Linked DNA regions of Homo sapiens: all the other regions are linked to region 1. The links are chromatin contacts, found by Hi-C or POLR2A ChIA-PET in ENCODE. All regions are on one chromosome and are shown on one strand. The core of a region is the stretch at or near the end of the contact, and the rest is flanking DNA. Distances in the headings are between cores, read along the strand shown. Region 1 overlaps RAD51B (RAD51 paralog B). Region 2 overlaps RAD51B (RAD51 paralog B). Region 3 overlaps RAD51B (RAD51 paralog B).

Region 1 (5,053 bases), core at 1,491-3,990:
TTAACTAGGTTGAAGCAACTCATATCATTTCTAGCATGTCACTGAATTCTATCCCTGCTCTTCAGAATCAGTTACACTTTTTCAACTAGGTATCCAGCACTGAGAAGGCACAGAGGAGACCAGGCCTGTAGCCAGTTGAGAGGTTACAAAAAGCATCAAATTGTAGGACAGTCTTATACAGGTGACTTTCTCATTCAGTGTAATGTGGATTATATAAGTTGAGGCTTTTTGATTGCAAGCAATATAAATTACTTTGGCTAACTGAAAGGAAAAAAGAGTAATTTTTGAAGGTATAGAGAGTGTGTCATAGAATTGAAGGAAAAGTAGAACAGATTTTCAGAGTAGGACATCTGTGGGAGTAGAGGAAACAGAAACTAATGGTCACGTCAAGGCACCACCACTGGAATGAGTTCACTCCAGACATTTTCTGTTAAACATCTTTATTGTTTGACTAGTCATTCAGATTCCCAGCAGAGAATCTGACTGGCTTTGATTATAAGCCTACCTCTTAGCCAGGGAAGGCCCTGTACCTTAGATGACAGTCCTACCAGCACTGCCCATAATAAAGGTCAGGGGTGGTTACCCAAAGCCAAGCACTTTTGGTGTTCCTACCAAAAAAAGGACATTCAAAGGCAACAGATGTCTACTACAAAATCTGTTCTATGGGATCTACAGTGAGGGAATAGATTCAGCCTTACAGCTAAAGAAACGGATTGCTATGCAGAGATTTCTGCTTCTTAGGAGTTGCCAAAAAGACCCTTATCCGGCTTAGGAGTTCTTGGCTGTGATTTTAGTGTTCTTTTGTTTCCCAAGTATTTTTAAAATGTAAATCAGTAACTAGCAAGAGGCATCTTTGGTCATTGTAGTTGCTTGGAGTAGAATAAATTTAAAAAATTCTTTGATGTGAGAAAAATTACTATCATCATTATCACACATGGAAGGTCAACATTAGGGCCAGTCATTGGAGTTAAACTGTCAGAAGAACATCCCAGTTACTTTCTCACTTTTGAGTTGTGTAGACTGACAGGATTTGAGTCTTTGAGGGCTTTGACTAGGGTAACTGACCTCAAAACAAATAGCTAGAGGGATATTTCTACTTCTATCCGCTGAGGGATTTGTAGCAAGAAGCCATATTGTGGATGGTATATTTTAATAACAAAGGGGATTTTAAAAGGAGGATGACACATTGATTTGGAATGTTTTCTCAACTGTATTTACTTATTCTTAAATATTTTCCTTCATGCTTTCTTTCTCAAGTGGATGACCAGCTGGTTGCCACCTTTTTCTTCTCTCTTTGCCTCTGTTCCTAATTTCTTTCTTATCCTTAACCACTCCACTTTCCTTCCTCCAATCTTGTTTTCTCTCTAAATCTTTCCTCCAACCTTATTGAATCTCTCCCCTTCTTTTTGTTATCTGGTCATTTGATCTATAATTTCGATTCCTTTTCCTGAAATTCCCTCCTTTTTCCTTTTCCCCTAAACCATCATTCTAGTCCTCCCCACACCCAAGCTTCTTATCTCTTTGCTGTTAATCTCCAATGTGTTTATTGACTTGTGTGCCAAAAGGCAAAATCCCCAGCCCCCTCCCAACCATGCCAGTGCATTGAAAAGCAGCAGCTGTCATTGCTCAACAAGTTCCTTGTGATCTACAAATCAATGGATAAGAATTCTCACAGTGAAGGTTTACATGTATATATTTGTATGTATATATGAGACATGTGACCATGTTTAATGAATGGAGAAGGACTTGGATCTTTTCTAGTAGAGAAGAGAAGCAGAAAGCTTTGCCTAACCCTATTTCTTTACTAAGGTAATGAAAAAATTATACAGGGAAAATAAATGATGTTAATGAGAGAAACAGGGACAGGAGACCAATAAACAATCATCAGGCATGAGAATATCTTGCTGAACTTATTATTGATAGTAGACACAGGAATGTAATATAAATGCAGTGATGGAACAGAAAGCAGACTCAGGAAAGAAAGAGATGATAATAAATAGTAATAAAATCCAAGTGATTCATATGCTCAAGTGAAAGAAAGAAGAAAGAGGGCAGTGTACACAAAGTAAAAGGGCAAGAAAATGGAAGTAGAGTCATCACTCGTAGAGATAAATAGTTGGGAAATATGAGAAGCCTTCCTGACATCAGTAAAATATTACATGTTAAACAGCAAACAAAAGACAACAACAGTGTCTGTAGTACTTTTGGAATATAAAAGTTAGATAATACTAGAGTAGTATCTTCAAAATAAGCAACTTCAGAAATCAAGTCCCCAGTAAAGGGAATTGGAAGAATTTGAATAGATGAAATAAGGAGCAGTGGCAAGTGATACAAACCTTAAGCAGGAAAAGTGATTTTAAATGGTACTGGCAGGTTAACAACTGGCAAAAAGAAAAAAAAAGAAAAGAAAAGCAAGATGGTGCTATATCCCCCAGGTGCTGGGAAACCAACCTGGCCTAAAAAAGGAGCAGACCCACCTAACTTTTTGCCAAGCACTGTGCTAGGTGCATTGCATACACTTTTAATTTAAGCCTCGCTGTACATAAAAGTGAAGCCAAGGTCTGAGAATGATATCCATTGGGAGGAAAAAACAGGAAAATTTTCTGAGCCAGTTCCAAAGTCATAAGGCTCAGGGGGAATAACTTTGACTTTGTCAAGTCAGAGTGAACAGCCAGAGTCAGCAGACATAGGATATTGTCAGAGGTAAATCACCAGCTTGGTCTGGTCTGTCTTATTGCAAGGTCAGAGGACCATAGCAAGCCAGCCAAATGTTTTCAACCATGGAAATCCCCTAACTTTCCAACTGCTGCAGTCCCACAGCTCTGAGCTTTTACTCACAGGATGGCTCCCTTCCAGCTTTCAAATCTCTCCAAGTTGATTAATCATTTTCTTGTTCTGACTCATTCAGGCCTCTAGAAAAATAGCTGTAGGTACTGGAAGGGCTATGTAGATCAAGGAGGTCAGATAAATTGGCTTGATGTTGGTCTATAGAAAAATCTAGAAGATATTGCCAAAAGCTTTTAAGCATACCGTCTTCAGATGCTGGGATGTGGGCTATATCCACAGGCCATTGGCTCATTCATGTGTTTGAAGCAGAATATTTTTGTGTGCATTAGGAGACTTGGGTATGTTCATTTCTTAATGTAATGTTAGATATTGTAAGCTGGTTGTTTAGACAGTAGAATTTCATTGTGACCACTTATTTTTATATCTATTTAGATGGAGTACAGGCCAGATTATAACCCCCTAACAAGAACAGCAACAGTAAACACACAGATAGTGCTTATTATTAGTTAAGCATGGTACTAATATTTTCCCTAAGAGGCCACATTCACAGGACTGAAATGTCAGTTCTGGTTGTCTGAGCCAAGGGCATATATGCTGATTACATTATTTTGTCTGGCTAATACACTTTATCATGAAGCTTATTTTAGAAGAAATGTTCATTTTTAGATTTCTGTTTGTATATTTAGGTCATACTATAAGGTCCATTCTCTTGCTTTTATAATAATTTAGTCTTCTGCTTTATTCATTCAATTCATGAACATTCATTAAGTACCTGAGTATGCTAGTCATTGGAGATGCAGTTGTAACTAAGGCATCACCCCAGACCTGAAGTTTTATGTTGTGTTTTGTGCTTAGTGATTGGCATAAGTAAAATACTTGAGGAAACACAGAAGCAGCAGCAAATATTTCTGCAAAGGAGAAGAGAAAATATTTGAGTTGAAGCTTCAAGAATATATCAACATTTTCCAGTTTGACAAGGGTGGGAGGAGCCCCATCAATACAGGGAACAGCATGTGGAAATGCAAAGAGGTGTGAAAGAGCATAGTATATTCAGGGTGAAAAAATACATTTTTTATGAATTGTAGTAGAAAATGAGCCGAAATAGGTTAAGTTGAGGTAAGATTGTGATGGGTCTTACAGCATACTAAGGCATTATCCTGTAAGTAATAGAAGGGCTTATGGAGGTTTTAAAGAAAGAGAGTAACTTCATTTGATTTCTTTTTTCAGGAAGAGAATTCTGATGATAGTGTAGGGTGGAAAAAAGGGGTAACAAAGGAACCAGTGGGAAAGCTGCTGTATAGTCTGGAAGTGGTAGCAGTAAGAGGAGAGGTGAAGGGACAGATTTGAGATGCATATCAGAAGTCAAATGAGCAGACTACTGTGACTGGTTGGATACAGGGGTGGGTGTTTGAGTGGGACCTCCAGTTAGGAACTCAGATGTCTGGATGGGTCATGCTGCCTTCAACAAGAAATTCAGAGGAAAAGCAGCCTTGGGGAATGATGAGGTCATTTTGTAACATGTTGAGTTTAAATTAAGGCACTAATGAGAAGAGACATTCAGGTGGAGAAGTCCAATGGACGACAATAGTATGGGTCAAGAAAGAAAGCTGAGAAGTATCTGAATTACAATTATGCATCACTTAATGATAGGAATGTGTTCTGAGAAATGAGTTATTAGGTGATTTCAACATTATGCAAACATCATCGAGTGCACTTACAAAAACCTAGATGGTATAGCCTGCTATACACCTTGGCTGGATGGTACAGCCTGTTATTCCTGGGCAGCAAACCTGTAGAGCATGTTATTGTACTGAATACTATAGGCAATTGGAACACAATGGCAAGTGTTTGTGTATCTAAACATAGAAATTAAACAGTAAATATATGGTATAAGAGATCAAAAATGGTATATCTATGAGGGTACTTACCATGAATGGAGCTTGCAGGACTGAAAGCTGTTCTGGGTGAGTCAGTGAGTGCACGGTAAGTAAATGTAAAGGCTTAGGATATTACTGTACACTACTGTAGATTTTATAAACACTACACTTAGGCTACACTAAATTTATTTTACAAATTTTCAACAATAAATTAAGTGTAATTACTGTAACTGTTTGACTTTATAAACTTTTAATTATTTTTAACTTTTTGACTCTTTTGTAGTAAAACTTAAATCAAGCACAAGAGAAAATGATATACAATCAAGAGGTAAACAGGAGATATATGAGGCTGCTGCTGCTGTTACATATAATATTGTTTTACAGTAAAA
Region 2 (5,053 bases), core at 1,661-4,160, 38 kb before region 1:
TCTTCCTGTCTTCTGTGGTCTCTCTTGGGAGCCCAGGTCTTACTCAGAATAGGTTCTCATACTTAGAGGAAACTCAGATTGCTTTGGTCTTAGCCTGTAAATCAAAGGGTGAAGACTTTTTCTGTTTTCCTTAAGAGAGTTCTGCCCTCAGTAGAGGGCAGAGAAAGAATATGTGTCATTAATCACTTGAGAATTGTTTACAACTATAATCTAGAGAGCACTTACTTGCCCATGGCAGGCAGTAAAGTTACCTTGGTTGTGTAAGAATAACCTGAGTGGTTTACTCAGACTGTTCACAAATGTTTGGACATCATTCAAGGGCTGTCCAAGTCTGACTAGTTAGCTTTATGATATACTCAGATACACTCAGATTCACCTTTATACCATCCAATCACATTTAAAGGAGGGTGTTTCCTGAAATTGCAACATTACTGACTTCCCAGCCATGTGACATAGCTTTTCAGACTCTAAGTTAAATTTTAACCCAGACATCTCTCTTCAATTCAGGTCACCTACAGGCCAGACAAAGCCAAGGTCATGTATTGAGTGAATATAAGGAGTTTTGTTGGTTCTAATAACTGTAATGTTATTCACTGGTTGAAATACTATACCATGGTTAATCATAAGTTGCAGCTGTTGTGTCCTTTTATTTATGAGCCCTTAATCAAGAGGACACAGCAAGAGCCACTGTTTGAAAGGAGCCTTTCATGAGGTCTTCTCTTTGGGTGCTCCTTCTTGTTTCATTGTGAAAAGAAGAGAAGTTTATATTGCCTTGCAAAAGTTATTAAATAGTATATGTTGGCTTCTCTGAAAACAGATTTTTCTATTCCAAATTTGAAAGATCAAATTATAATCTTTATATTTCAGCTGATGATAATAGAAACACTAAGCCTGTGCTCTCCAAACAATGTCTTTTAATTGGTGCCAAGTTTGATTGAATCTCAATATCAGCCATCAGAAGTTATATGTTGGCTCTCTGAAAACAGACTTTCCTATCCAGAATTCAGGTTTTCTATTTGTGACAATATGTCTCTGCTGATGTTAAGGTAAACAGACCAGAGCTCTTTGTGCAGCCCTTTTTACTGGTCCTGAACCTGATGAATGAGATTTTAAATGTAAGTCAATCTCTCTCTCCTTTTTTAACTTTTTGGTTTTAAATCCTCCCTTATTTTATGAGAATTCATCTTATGAGTTACCCTTGTTAAAATATTGGCATATCCAGGAGTTTGAATAGGGTCATTTTCTGAATGGATTTTGGAATAATTACGTAAATTGATTTTTCTGATCAAGGAATTTAGTGATAGGTTATATTTTCAAATGTGTTGATTGTCAGCTTCATCCTAAATTGCAATGTAACACAAAAGCTGGTACACAGCTCTTTTCTTTGAGACACTCAAAATGTTTCCAAACTTTAAATTCATACTTTTTACTGATAACATTTTTGTGGATCTCATTCAGGTAAACTTTTCTTCTTCACTTGTTGATCCCGCGTGACCCCTCCAGCCACACAGGTTTCATGTGCTTCCCTGAATACAGCATGCACTTAGCACCCTTTATAGCCTGGATAGTGTTGTTACCCCAGACTAGAATTCTTTCCTCATCTCCATTACAATACTTGACATCCTTCAAGACAACACTCAAATGCTACTTATATCATTAAATTTCCTCCCTGATTTCTACTTGGACTTAAATGTTGCTCTTTGTACCACTTTATTTGACCTGTTGCTGAAGCACTTAGTTCACTGTACCTTGTATTTTAATTGATTTTGTACATGTTTTTTCCCTCAACAAGAAGCAAACTTATTGAGGTCTGGGACCATATCTTCAAGCAGCCTCCAGATAATTGGCTTGGCACAAAATTGCATGCATCTCTTGTTTTCTCATAACTGGATGGAAACAATGATATTTAGATTTATCAGAACTGCTACAGAGGGCTAAAGGGATGCAAAAACACTTGGTAAAATTCAAAATTCTCTTTAAAGTAGTCAGTATTGTTCTCAAAACAATTACATCAAACTTTTAGTGACTGAAGTGTTGTAATAATTTGTGATTTTCAAAGATACTCAAAATTTAAGGTGAACAGTGAGCCAGAACACAAGATGATATACCTAATCTCATTCACCAGTCTGTTTTGACCAAGTCAAGTTGAGGCAAGAATGCTGGGAACAAGCTTTTCTGATTGAATGTGTTAATTTAGCCCGCCTTCAAACTTCTTAACCAATGGCTTCCACTCTACCACCTTTCAACGCTTTTTTTTCTGTAAGATGGCATGTTATCTGTTAGAAATAATGGGGATCACATTCATTATACCAGCAGTAGTCTCTCTGTGATCACACTCATTAGACTGTTTACTACCACGAATTCTGGGAGAAATGGCCTGGGACATTAAAAGAAACAAACAAGCTAAGAGGGCTGTCTAGGACCAATGACAGTTATTGGATTTGTTTTAAGAATTAAGCTTATGAGTTACACTTTTTTCCTTTGCAGCATAGATGAAAATCATCACTTGAGGAACATTTCAACATCATAGTTGCAAGTATAACTTACACAATGGAAAATGTTTTTCATTTTGAGAAGAGGCAATTGCTATTTTGTAATGGAACGCAAGGACTACTGGAGATAAAACTTGCATGCAAGACCAGTACAGCTTGATGAAGGGAGCAGAGTCTAGTTTAACCTCTAAATTAGGAGATGTTTGTTTTAATTTTACTGCTATTCCAGGCAAGAAATATTAAGTGTCTGCTGTGTTCAGGACTGCTAAACATTATGGACAATACAGTAATAGTAGAAGACATGGTGTCTGCCCTTGAGGGAGTGAAAATTGAATAGACAACTCTTAACTATCAGGATCAACAAAAAAATGGTGTTAGTTAGGGAGTAATAAAAGTGCCACACGGCTAACTACAAACCAGAAGGCCAGGGACGGATTACTGTGAACTCAGCTGCTGTGTAGCTTTGAGTTTCTTGAATATTGTCCATGACCCATTTATTTTGTTTTAAATAGAGAATTATATCTGCCCTCTACCAAATACACAGGAATAATCTGAGTAATGTTTATAACTGTGATCTGAGAACTTTTTGAGTCTTTTGCAAATCTGTAAACACAGAGTGAGAATGAGATATGACAGTGTGGTAAAAGAGGACTTTTGAGATTTATTAATATTTAGAAGTACAAGGGGGAAGAATACTTTTATAGTATGATTATAATGTTAAAGATATTCTTCCTTTAGTTTTATAAAATGTGGCTTTTGATCAGTAAGTGGCAACTTAGAAGAAAAGTCTATCCTAAGTTGATTTGCTATTCCTTGACCTTAAGAACTATAGAACACTTTATTTTCTCCTAAGACCACTTTTTTGTTTTTATTTTACTCCATTCATTAATTCATTCAGCACATAATAACGAAGTATGTACTTGGTGGCAAGCACTGTGGTAGGACCTGGGGATATGAAGTTGAAGAAGACCTGGGCCATATCTCTAAAAACCTTGTGAGGGGAAACCAAGGGGGAAAAAGTTTCTACTATTTTAAATAATTAGAATAGATTTTATTTTATAGTTAAATTTGAAGAAAACTACAATTTTAGTTAGATTTACTATGCCATCTTTACTCATTTGTTCACTCCCATTCGTTCATTTTTCAAGTTAATGGGTGCTGGAAACCTGAGTCATCCTTGACATGTCCCTTTCATTTGCCCTCCAAATGCAAACAACCACCTGTTGTTTCAGTCCTTTCAAATGCCTGCCTCCAGAATGAGCATTAAATCTGTCAACATATTTACCATCTCAGCTTCTCCAGTCACCTCCTAACTGCTCTCCCAGTTTCCACTCTTACTTACCTCTAATTAACAGCTTTCAGACTTTTTTGAGGATGACCTACAATTAAAAAATACATCCATGATACTCCCAGTACACATACTTGTGTTGCTATGTATCTATAAGTAAATCCAAAATCAAAGATTAACAGAATAATACGTATCTTTTCTCAGTATCATGCATTTTGATATTTTTAAAAATTATATTCCTGGCCGGGCATGGTAGCTTACACCTGTAATCCCAGCACTTTGGGAGGCTGAGGCAGGTGGATCACCTGAGGTCAGGAGTTCGAGACCAGCCTGACCAGCAGGGAGAAAACCTGTCCCTACTAAAAATACAAAATTAGCCAGGCATGGTGGCACATGCCTGTAAACCCAGCTACTTGGGAGGCTGAGGCAGGAGAATCCCTTGAACCCAGGAGGCAGAGGTTGTGGTGAGCCGAGATCACACCATTGCACTCCAGCCTGGGCCACAAGAGCAGAGCTCTGTTTCAAAAAAAAAAAAAAAAACAACAATTAGGGGCCAGGTGCAATGGCTCATGCCTGTAATCCCAGCACTTTGGGTGGATCACGAGGTCAGGAGTTCAAGACCATCCTGGCTGACAAGGTGAAACACTCTCTACTAAAAATACAAAAAGATTAGCTGGGCGTGGTGGCAGGCGCCTGTAGTCCCAGCTACTTGGGAGGCTGAGGCAGGAGAATCGCTTGGAGCTTGCAGTAAGCAGAGATTGCGCCACTGCACTCCAGCCTGGGCGACAGAGTGAGACTCCATCTCAAAAAAAAAAAAAAAAATTATATTCCTTTGTCGCTTTCTTGCTGGGCATGATTAATTAAATTCACTTTATGATCCATTAATGATGTGAAATTTACTGTTCTAATACTTTTAAACACAGGTTGTTTAAAGCCAGGGTGATAGGTTTATATTATTTCCCTGCTTAAAATGTTTCATTGGCTTCTGGTTGTACTTTTAGAATTCAACGTAGAAATCATTGTATGGCCTACAAAGTCCTGCATGGTCCCACTCTGCCTCCTCCTCACTCTTTCCTACTTCTCCACATCTTCACACAGGTTCTTTCCTCTCCATGGAATAATAGTCTTCCTTCCCCAATCTTCACCTTGCCAATTGCTATTATTCTATGGGTCTCTGTGTAAAAATCACTCCTTTAAGAAAATTAGATCTCCCCTTATAATTCCTCTTCCTCCTCTTTTTATTCACTGTATTTATTATAATTGTATAATTATA
Region 3 (5,053 bases), core at 1,268-3,767, 36 kb after region 1:
ACTCTAGTAGATGGTTGGCATTTTGAGAGAGATATAAATATAATTGTGCTCATTTATAACATGAATTATAAATGTAGCAGCATTGGAAATGGACATTTAATAAGGTGTAGCACTACTAAATTGGATTAAGTGCATGCACTGGGTTTATAGATGGATGTTCCCATCAAATTTGTTCTTTATTTGTATCCCTACCCCTGAGCAGTCCTTGCCTGGCAAGTGATTGGTGTTTGCACTGTTGGGGGTAGGCTTTAGGTTCCTGTTTGGGCACCAGGAGCTGTAGGGTTAGAAGAAGTAATGTCTTTTTCTCACCTATTGCAAGGTTCATTACTGAACCCTATAGCAAAGGCAGAGTAACAAGCAAAAAGCATAACAAATTTATTTAACAGAGTTTTATGTGACACTGAAGCCCTTAGAAATGACCCAAAGACCCAGGGAAAACTGTGTATTTATATGGATAGTCATACAGAAGTATGATTGGAGCACCACAGAGTATCATCTAATGGTAATCAACTAGGGAGAACTTTGCAAGCCCTGTTTGTTCGAATGGCTTCCAAGTATAGGGTAGGACCCCTCTGGAATGAAGATCTTAAGGCCTACTTTTAGGGAAGATAGGTCAGAAAATTATTTTATGGCCTGCTTCAGAGGGAAAGGCAAGAGAAGGTCAGAGAGTGACCTTCCTGTTTCTGTGGTTTTCCAATGTCCTTTAGCTTAAAATGCTTGGTATGCCAGGGTGCCATATTTGGGGGTATCCTGTTCTAAGCCCCAACATTTCCCTGGAAGGGCGATGGCTTTTTGATCTAAGCAAAGTTATCAGAGGGAATGAGGTACAAATCAATAGAGGACAGACTATGAGATCAAATTCTGACTCTACTACTTAAGAGCTGAGTGTCTTTTGACAAATTACATGTATTCCTGGTGACTCTGATATCTCTATAAAATAGGGATGATAGTAGTACCAACCTTACAAGGCTGTGCCTCAAATGTGTAATAAATATGAAAACACTTTGTAAAGTGCTGTAAAAATATATAAACATTATTGTTTTATCACAAATATCAGCACACCAATTATTTATGTAGTTCTATACATTACGCAAAAAGTTACAGAGATGTGGGGCTCATCTTCTAGGAAAACAGAATCAGAATTCTGAATCAGCTCTAAAGTCGGAGACCAAACCTCGAGCTCTCTCTAGGTGCTGTTTCTCCTGAAAAGTTGACTTGTAAGTCTAACCCAGTGCATTGCCTCTGATGGCCTGGTGTTCTTCAGATAGGTAAAAAGCAACTCGAAAAGGGGAAGAGTATTGTGCTTTCCGCAAAGACGATACTTTTTTGCTCTTTGGAAATTCTTGCTCTTTTGGTTTTGAGCTCTGAAGGTGAACAATCCAGCTGATTCAAATCCCCAGAGTAGCCCTAATAATAGGAAAACCGTGACAACCGCAGATATTAAAAACATACCTCAATTTGCACAACTGGGGTAAGACAAATACATATGGTATTATATGAAAAAAATTCCTTTATGCAAATCTAGAAACTTACTTTAATGTCATTTCATTTAACATCAAAGAGATGATGTCAAAGAGAACATGTTTACCACTGGGAGAGTCAAATGAAAGAATTAGTCTTCTAGAATTCTTTCAAATGAAAGAATTTGTGTGTAAGGTTTGATTGGTTATTTGGCAAACACTAATATTAATAAAAAGACCAGTACTTCTAGATATGGGCCACTTTGTAGAGGGATTATGCCAGAACTCCCATAGTATGTATAGAGACCCTTGAAGGAGGGTCCTCAAACCCATAAGGGAATTTATTTTAAAAATATTTTGCTTATGGGCCCATAACTTCATTTTATGTCTCTCTAGCTCACAATAGAGGATTATAATCTATTGGGCTGATATATCTGAGTTAACATCAGATTAATCGTATCACTTTGTGTATGAATATCATATAAAAATGTTAGTGGCTGCTGTTTTCACCATGCTCTGTCATAATTAAACAATTTATTTCATGCTGAAGCTTCCCTGTCCTGATTCTGGGATTGTCAGTTTTATGGTTCTCATTTTACACAGATAAAACCAAACTTTTCAGATGTCAAATAATGTGCTGCAGACTTCCATGCAGTTCTCAGCTGCAGTTATAAATCACTGTTGTTTTAAGTAAGTGACCTAAATGCCATTTTTATTAGGAATAGAGTGGCTAGGAGAGACTAACATAAAGCCTCTGATGGAGTTCTAACATTTCTCCTTGAGCAGCAGGAAGAGAATTGCATTTCCTGCTGGCTAGAGAAGCCAGGTCAATTTTGTCCTACCATTCTGGGAACTATCACTTCAGACACCTAACATATCCAGGTCCTGCTTATTTTTCTTGAATGAGCTATTAAAATGCATGTATGTGTGCACATACACACATACATACACATCATGCAGCCATTTGCCTCTGTGTATACATACATATCATTGTGTAGATTGCACTTTTTCAGAAAAGACAACTGATCACCAGCACGTCACTCTCACTTCCTCCCATGTACATTTTGTATCTTCCCCACAGGGAAGTGAAACTGGTGGTGGGTTGGAAGAGATTGAGTTTGCTGAAGTGGATTCTGCCAAGTGGCTGTTTGTGGATGACCTTTGTCTTATAGGGGGTAATAGTGGGAGTTACGGATTCCTGGCAAAATGTCTGTTCACATCTCATCACAATTAGAATCATAAACTATGGGCTTTGTGGATTTGTTCACCTGAGATAGTGATGAACTAGGAATCAAAAGATCTGGGTTTTAGCTCTATCTCTAAATATCTACATATATGTGAAGATAGCTGTGTATACCACTGTGGATATTTTCCCTCTTTTGTCTTATCTTCTCCATGAGACTTTCAAATCCTCAAAGGCACAGAGCATCTTTAATTTACACAGCATTCACTTTTTCATCTTTGTTTGTTCCTAGACTGCATTTAGTAGAGATGTAATAAGTACTTACTGACTGATAGAATGAGACCACATCCTGCCTTAGATGAACTGGAATTCCATTTGAAAGTGTTTCCAACCAGAAATATTCTGCTTTGGTGCCACTGCTACTGTTCAGATTCAACTATAGCAGCCACAGTGTGATCAGACACCTTCTCCCCTCAGGCGCCACCCTTGGCCACCCTGAGAAGATGGGCCCCCCTGCCAGCATGTCTTTGGGGCCCAGTGTTTCTGTCTCTCTGCTTCTCCCAACACTCAGTGGCCTGAAGAAGAAGAGCTTTGGTATATAATTTCTTTTTTCCCCCCAGCCAAGAGGAATTGAGCACTCATGAATATTTTAAGCGTGTTACAAAGAACACAAAAGCTGTGCCTTCATGGGAGGATTAAATGTTGGTGTTTGACTCCTCACAATCAGCACATTTTAAAACATAAACCAGATCATGTCAGTCTCCTGCTTCAGAGCCACCAGTGGTCTCCCACACTCTTGCAACCAAACCCAAGGCTGGGTGCCAGCCTCCAAGGCACTGCCTGACTCAGCCCTGCCCACTGCTCTGACCACCTCTTGCAGTAATTCCAGCCATGCTGATCTACTCTGGGTTCCCAGGGCATCGTAAGCATCTTTCTCTTTAGGACCTTTCTACACATCTCCCCTGCCTGGGACCCTGCCCTGAACCCTGTGCTACCGCAGGATCGTCACTCAGATCTCAGCCTGAATGTCCTGTCTCAGACAGGACTCCCCTGACTGTCCTATCAGTATCTACACCCGATATTTTATTTCCTCACATCACTCATCATATCTGAAATTGCCTGCTCATTTCCTGGTTTTCTTGTTTACTGTTGGACCCTGACTAGGGGGTCTCACTCTACAAGGGCAGAAAGAGGTTGTCTTAGTCTGGTTCTCTGTTGTTACCCAGAAGCTGGAACAACGCCTGTTCCCCAGCGGTTGCTCAGTAAACACATGTGGACTCAATGAGGGATTGAATTGGAAGTTATTTACCTCTCTCCTGGCTTTTGCTTCCCTCTCTTCCTTTGTCTCTCTTTTGCGGAATCTGTACCATGAAAAGGGCTGTTGTCCAGTAGTGGAACACAGGCCTTGGATTGAGGTCCTGGTTGACTCACTTGATCTGAAGCTTCTGGTCATGCACAACTGCCAATTGGAAACAGCTACTATAGAACCACCCTCTTTTTCCAAAGGGTCAACAAGGAAATCAAAAATAGAAATACATTTCAGGTAGTCATGTAATACTTTACTAATACTAACCCTAAGAATAACTTTGCGATAACTTTGCAACCTTAACTTCCATTAGTCTCACTAGGCAGTTCTGCTTCTTCAATTCCTTTAGTTTGTTACATGCCCTGCGATCCAGCCCAAAACAGGAGAAGCCCTGTAGAATATATGTTGCTATATCCTCAGATATGGCCAATAAAATTTGTTTGTGACCTGTAAGGAGCAGATGGTTCACTGAAGGCCATTCATAGAGGAGGCAAAGCACCAAAATTCAGTGTCTAGCCTTAATTTTTCCTTATTAGAGAGTCTGGAATAGAGGGATACATTTTCAGGATCTTTCCTAATAGAGGAGTTCTTTTTTTATTTGGATGAAGAGATTATTTCTGTAATTTCCCACAGTCTTAGGCTGAACTCTCCAAGTAATGAACTTTTACTCAGAATAGTCTAGGCTTTGTGTACTCATGGAAAGTGTAATATAGCTTGCCTTGTTGGTTTTTCTGGAGATAGCACATTTGGGTCACAGGGGTTCAGCCAGTCTTCGGCTGTTATGCAGTGTAATTTTATGGGAATAGTTTTATAATGTTAACATCTGTAGACTGAGAGCTTGATGAAGACATCACCCAGATTGCCTGGGAAACGCCACTGACTTTGGGAGCTAATTCTTGATAGGTAAAATATTTAGCTCTCTCTCTGTCTCTTTTTTTTCTTTGCCTAGATACAGCTACCAACCTTACCATTTCCATCTTTTATGGCAGATGAGCTATGTGTGTATTTTTTTTTATCTCCTTGCAGTATGCATTTTTGCAAGTTAGGGGATAAAGCCCAGGCCCTTGGCTTTTTAACTTTTCTGCTTCCTTGATATTTGTACAT

Evidence for each region. Hi-C counts contacts between places; a loop is a spot of excess contacts on that map. ChIA-PET counts read pairs that join two places held with the same protein, here RNA polymerase II (POLR2A). Pooled maps may share reads with other maps.
Region 2: a map of colonic mucosa shows a loop between it and region 1 (2.7-fold over the local background). The contact joins two enhancer-like sites. A Hi-C loop is called at or near these places in 10 of 168 maps with a recorded cell type or tissue (CD4-positive, alpha-beta memory T cell, Calu3, GM12878 and 6 more), 10 of 37 single-sample maps with no recorded cell type and 21 of 50 pooled maps. POLR2A ChIA-PET finds 5 or more read pairs at or near these places in 8 of 52 experiments (A549, A673, B cell and 5 more).
Region 3: a loop to region 1 is called in a map with no recorded cell type, with 6 times the contacts of the local background. The contact joins two enhancer-like sites. A Hi-C loop is called at or near these places in 3 of 168 maps with a recorded cell type or tissue (GM12878, HepG2 and breast epithelium), 4 of 37 single-sample maps with no recorded cell type and 6 of 50 pooled maps. POLR2A ChIA-PET finds 5 or more read pairs at or near these places in 3 of 52 experiments (CD4-positive, alpha-beta T cell, GM12878 and activated B cell).

Annotation. Positions count from the first base shown.
Region 1 is chr14:68,229,976-68,235,028 of GRCh38, forward strand. All of the region lies in intron 7 of RAD51B (RAD51 paralog B), which reads left to right. Among named protein-coding and RNA genes, the nearest start is that of RAD51B, 410 kb to the left of the region's middle. RefSeq lists enhancers at 2,172-3,371, 2,638-3,007. Within about 2 kb of position 2,741, at least 22 of the 41 ENCODE cell types and tissues checked have a DNase peak (open chromatin) inside an H3K27ac peak, as active enhancers do; they include GM12878, where a contact is called at or near this core.
Region 2 is chr14:68,191,606-68,196,658 of GRCh38, forward strand. All of the region lies in intron 7 of RAD51B (RAD51 paralog B), which reads left to right. Among named protein-coding and RNA genes, the nearest start is that of RAD51B, 370 kb to the left of the region's middle. RefSeq lists an enhancer at 287-581 and a silencer at 3,613-3,813. Within about 2 kb of position 2,911, at least 2 of the 41 ENCODE cell types and tissues checked have a DNase peak (open chromatin) inside an H3K27ac peak, as active enhancers do.
Region 3 is chr14:68,265,859-68,270,911 of GRCh38, forward strand. All of the region lies in intron 7 of RAD51B (RAD51 paralog B), which reads left to right. Among named protein-coding and RNA genes, the nearest start is that of RAD51B-AS1, 420 kb to the right of the region's middle. RefSeq lists enhancers at 2,243-2,362, 2,713-2,862, 3,013-3,192. Within about 2 kb of position 2,518, at least 9 of the 41 ENCODE cell types and tissues checked have a DNase peak (open chromatin) inside an H3K27ac peak, as active enhancers do; they include GM12878, where a contact is called at or near this core.